Regions from separate parts of the Homo sapiens genome. Here region 1 is linked to region 2. A link is a loop called in an ENCODE intact Hi-C map of the cell type or tissue named here. Cell type or tissue: PC-9. All regions are shown on one strand. Links, peaks and the distances in the headings refer to the core of each region. The heading gives the core; the rest is flanking DNA. Region 1 overlaps TRIM24 (tripartite motif containing 24). Region 2 has its middle 23 kb from the start of CREB3L2.

Evidence for each region. Hi-C counts contacts between places; a loop is a spot of excess contacts. Peaks named below come from ENCODE experiments on the same cell type or tissue, not always from the same donor. Only the 100,000 strongest peaks of a DNase experiment are listed, where the experiment ranks them.
Region 1: a loop joins it to region 2, with 7 times the contacts of the local background. A loop is called at or near these places in 1 of 110 quality-filtered maps.

Annotation. Positions count from the first base shown.
Region 1 is chr7:138,501,131-138,503,958 of GRCh38, reverse strand. All of the region lies in intron 1 of TRIM24 (tripartite motif containing 24), which reads right to left. Among named protein-coding and RNA genes, the nearest start is that of TRIM24, 42 kb to the right of the region's middle. In PC-9, for the core only: no CTCF peak of the experiment used is centred there; no DNase peak of the experiment used is centred there.
Region 2 is chr7:138,024,043-138,026,870 of GRCh38, reverse strand. It overlaps the pseudogene LOC100128052. Among named protein-coding and RNA genes, the nearest start is that of CREB3L2, 23 kb to the right of the region's middle. In PC-9, for the core only: no CTCF peak of the experiment used is centred there; a DNase peak (open chromatin) is centred at 1,150; H3K27ac peaks cover 1,186 bases.

The DNA of each region.
Region 1 (2,828 bases), core at 45-2,544, 480 kb before region 2:
AAGAACAAGGAGCTCAGGTTTTCTCTAGATCTGCAAAATTAGGATTTCTGGAAGTAGAACACAGACATGCTCCTTTTGTTTAAAATCTCCACAGAGTGTAAAACACCATTTCCTTTTAACAAATGCAAATAGTATTCCTTTGAACAAAAAAGAATGGTCTTTCGTAGTGCTTGGTAAAAACAATAAATAAAAATAACAAACAAGTTAAAACTCTAATATAAATGACCAGTTAACGGGTGCAGCACACCAACATGGCACATGTATACATATGTAACAAACCTGCACGTTGTGCACATGTACCCTAAAACTTAAAGTATTAAAAAAAAAAAAAAACTCTAATATAAACTTGATGCCATATAATTTAAACTATGGAAGACTGCAATAAGGTTCCCAGATATATTTTTTAATGAAATGCATAAGAACAAATACAAAGTAATCCAAAGGCCAATTTCATATGTATAAACAAACAACAAACAAACATTTAATGAAAAAAAAATTTTTTTACAATAGCAACAAAAATATATTAAGTACTTAGAAATAAATTTTAAAAGATTGTGAAGGTCATTGTGCAGGAAAATATTAAGCTATATTTTAAAATATTTTAAAATATCTAAATCATGAAGAAAGCATGTTCATGATGGTAAAGATACCAATGCTCCCACAAACATATCTATAGATTCAAAGCACCTCTATTAACAATCCCAACAGAAATTTCCATAGAATTTTCACAAGCTGAGGGGACACGCCTCCCAACTAATAAAACCTACTATAAAGCTGTAACAATTAAAATGGTGTGATTTTTTTAAGGCTTACATAAATGCACACTTTATATATATCAGATGTTCACTAGAAATCAGTGGGAAAAGGGATGAACTTTTCATGTTGCTGCAACAACTATTGGGGGTGGGGAATGAAATTAGATCCCTACTTCATCTGATCTAAAAAAAAAACTACTTTAAGTAGATTAACAACTATAAAACTTTCACAAGAAAATGTAAGAGAATATCTTTGTGATCTTGGAATACAAATTTATTGGAATAAATTTTTAAGCAAGAAACAAAAAGCAAGAGCTATAAGGGAAAGATTAATATATTCACCTTTGTTACAGAACTACAGCTAGTGAAAATATTACCATGAACAAAATGAGAAGACAAGCCTCAAGATGGAAGATCTATCTAAACACACAGTACTGGCAAAGAATTAATACTTAAAATCTGGAAAGATGTCACAATGCATTTCAGAGAAGATGGAGTAAACGTAATTTTCATTATGCCTCCAGCTTCACACAGCTAAGAACTCTAGACATTCTTTATAAAACATTAAGTGTTACCCCCAATTTACAGATGAGGAAACTGGGTGCTACGACTGGCCCGTGGTCACATAACCACTAATGACATGTCATGTGCACACTCTACAATGTAAGTATTTAAATGGAGATATAGCATGGACTTTAAAACTGTTCAAGACCTAGATTAGCCCTCTTCATTGATTGCTCTGTAACTCCTAATCAATCTTTTTGAGCCTCTTTTTCATCTTCTATAAAAGAGTAATACATGATAATCATCATGATACTTAACCTATTGAGAACTTGCTGTGTTCTAGTTAGTGTGCTCAATATTCCACTTCCATTAGAACAACTCTGAGGCAGGATTGTTGTAACAATTTCACATGAGTAAATGCACAGAACAGGTCTAGCCTAGGCTGGTACCTGGTAAACCTGGGCAGTAAGCCCTGTACCGTCCAGCTAAAATCAGATGACAATAGCTGGCTCTTTCTGAATCAGGTAGATGAGGACCAGCACAATCTCATCTATATTGACTCCCTCAAAGTATGACCTCTAAGGCTACAAATAAATTCTGAGTCATGGATATACCTCTACCTAATAAGGAACAAATTGAAACCAAATGTTAGTAAATCCTAAATTTACATCTCTACCAGAACTTCATTCCCAAGCCCCAGATGTACCTTTTTTTTCAGTACTAGAAAAACAAAGCACTACATATTACACAGTAAATACAATCATGAGCTGCATGACGGTTTTTTGTTGTTGTTGCTACTGGTTTTTTTTTTTGAGACGGAGTCTTGCCCTGTCTCCCAGGCTGGAGTGTAGTGACATGATCTCAGCTCACTGCAACCTCTGCCTCCCTGGTTCAAGTGATTCTCCTGCCTCAGCCTCCCAAGTAGCTGGGACTACAGGCAACGTGCCACCACAGCCGGCTAATTTTTTGTATTTTTAGTAGAGATGGGTTTTCAACATGTTAGCCAGGATGGTCTTGATCTCCTGACCTCGTGATCTGTCCACCTCAGCCTCCCAAAGTGCTGGGATTACAGGCGTGACCCACCACGCCTGGCCACTGCCTAACATTTTTTTAGCCAACAATGGATCGCATATATGTCAGTGGTATCATAAAATTATAATGAAGCTGAAGGCCGGGTGTGGTGGCTCACACCTGTAATCCTAGCAATTTGGGAAGCCAAGGTGGGCAGATCACTTGAGGTCAGGAGTTCAAGACCAGCCTGGTCAATATGGGGAAACCCCGTCTCTACTAAAAATACACAAATTGGCCGGGTGCAGTGGCATGTGCCTGTAGTCCCAGCTACTCAGGAGGCTGAGGCAGGAGAACTGCTTGAACCCCAGGAGGCAGAGGTTGCAATGAGCCGAGATCGTGCCACTGCACTCCAGCCTGGGTGACAGAGACTCCATCTCAAAAAAAATAAATAAATAAAAATAAAATGGAGCTGGAAAATTCCTATCACCTAGTGAAAGCTGTGGTAATATTGATAATACTGTGGTGCAATGCATTACTCATGTGTTTAGGGTGATGCTG
Region 2 (2,828 bases), core at 16-2,515:
CTCGCATTCCCATATGGAGGGTGCAGCAGCAGTAAACTCCACAACAGAGGGATATGCCTATCCTTGAAATCAGGGCGAATGTTACAGCCAGCTTTTGCTACCAGGATGGTACTGACCTGAGTCAGGACAGTAATCACTGGTCTAGTGACAATGTGGAGTCAGACAAAGCTTTGATTTGTTGGTATGTATCTTGCAGGGCTATCTGAGACATTTCCCAAATTTACTGGGATGTATACACAGCAGTTAGTCTTAATTATCATACAGGTTGTCCACTGCCCATCATAACTGGATATAATGACAGGTTGGCTAAATATGTATTTAACAGGTTACAGGAAGAGCTATGAATACTCATGAACATTGTCATAAGCACTGTCTAGTTCTTGAGAATGGATCAGTTTAGTTAAATATCTGTGTCCCATCCAGGAGGTGGCATTGCAGGTGGGCTAGGCCTCTACATGTGATAAAGGCAAACAGATTATTAATAAGAGTCATTTCTATGGAGACAGAAGAAAAACAAAGGTTAACACTGAGCACAATTTATTCAGATGTTAGACTCAAAGCATCTTTAGTTACAGAAGAGGAAGGCTGTGGTAGTCTGACATGTCTTTCTCATCTATATTACAAGGAATAATGTAGTAGTAATTTCATTGATTCCAAGTCAGAAAAATTTTCAAGCAATAATTTGGGACTTGAAGCCTGGATGGAATTCAGGATTCAGTCCAAATTGCAGAAAATAAAAACTCACAAACAAACAGTGAACACAACTAGACTCTAACAACAGGTGTGCTATGTTTTTTTTCTAAAACATATTTTTTTCTCTCTAGTTATTTTTACTAAAGACAAGTCATTGTAGAACCAATTTATTTGCATAATAAATTTCAGTCTTATCATCTGTGGCCTGAATATTTGCATAAAGTATAGCAAGAATTATTACTTGCCACATAGACTCTTTCTAAAATTGACTTTGCTGGTAGTGTTTGATTCCTTTATTCCATAAGGAATCTCAGATTAGATTTTTAAAGACTTGAGCCCAGTCATGGATTTATCTGTACCTGCAAATACTTATATGAGTTGGGGGAATTCCTCTCCTTAAGGCCCCAAGGTAATTTGGGGCTCCTGGACCTGTCAGGTGACATTCTTTACTTACCACAGGTGAGGAACTCTATACAAGGACTGTGTAGACAAGGTATGAGGCCAGTTTTCCCAAGGGGCTTTTATTGGCTCTATAAGTCAACTGTGATTACTTAAAGCAGTCTGTTTATACCTGAAAGTATGCCACTCTAGTCAAAGCCTTGGTAAAATCACCAGGGTCTCCAATGGTGTCTTGTTACAAAAGAAAAAAGATTCTTATTGAACTTGTGCAAACAACTATACTGCCATAAATTAAGTACACTTACAAATAGTTTTCAAATTCTGAGGAAACCAGGTAGACAGAAAGAAATACGCTCTAAATTTTACTCTCAAGAATGTAATTTACCCAGTTGCTAAAAGCTGCAAACAGTACAAAAGACAAAAGGTTTTCTGAACTCTGTGAAACAAAAGAATTAGCAATGTTTCAAACAAAAAGTTGTAAAAAGACTATTTTGGTCTTCCATTAGTTCAGTCTATGTAATTAACTCCTGTCCTGCTTGACATTTATGAACACATTAACTCTCTATGGCAGTCTTGGAAGTTTTTCCCTCTATTCTAATGTCACAATTTTCAAAGTTATCAGAAACTTAAATTCCAGGGCAACTCTCAGAGTCCTATAGCTGATTATAAAACTGCCTATGAAAAGAATCAGAGTGAAATAACAATTGGCAACTGCATACAGAGGGGTTTGAGGCTCCCTTTCCTTTGGGGATTGCCACCTCTCTCCCCTAGCCTAACAAATAACTCTGCTCACCGCCACTCAGGCCTGCAAAATGAACACCAGGCCACCGGGGCCTGAAGAGTACTGGAGCAAGGGGGTTGCTCGTGGCAGGGTCAGGGGAGGGGCTGCCCAGGCCGAGTGAGGGGCTAAAGTCTCAGAACAGCTGTGGTTAAAGTCTGATCACCTTATGGCACAAAACAATTTAACATAACAATTATAATTGTTACTGATAATATATAGACATATCAGAATTATAGGACATATCAGAATTATGGGAATCCTATACAATTTTGGAACACATGCTAATAATATATTTATATGAATATGACCCAAAGAAAGTTTAAACACCATTTTATATTTGGCAATATTTTTTGTATGGTTTTAGTATGCCAAATAAGCCAAATATGTCTCTTTTGGACTTTAGGGTACCTAATATCTAAAAGAGTTAGCCAGATCAAAGAAAAAGCTTAATTTAGAAGTTGACTTTGGAAAGTTTGTCAAATATCAAAGGTTTAAACACTTACTATTACAAAATAGAATCCCAGGTCACTATATGTCATTTATTTAGCCAATGATATCCCTCCTTCTCAGGATGAAGATATATTCCTATCTTATGAAAACATTCAAGTAACACCCTGGACATTTTCATGTTACTCTCTTTTTTAGTACCTGGTGATTGGCTTTGGTTAGATTTTCTATTTTAACCAATGCTTCTTCCTGTTCTTTCATTTTTAGCTTCTCTTTCAGTTTCTCTGCTTTGAACAGTTAGGTACAGTCATTAAATAGCTTTTGGTTCATCTGCATGAAGAGCTTCAGTGTGTTGGATATCAAGCCATGTATTGTCTTGTTCCAATGGGTCTTTGAATTGCAGTACAAGCATGGAAACATGATCAGCAGAATCTTTGCTGCGCTGTTACTGATTAAGCTCATAATGTATTCATTATTCCGGTAATAGAGCGCTTGCTCTGCCACCTGG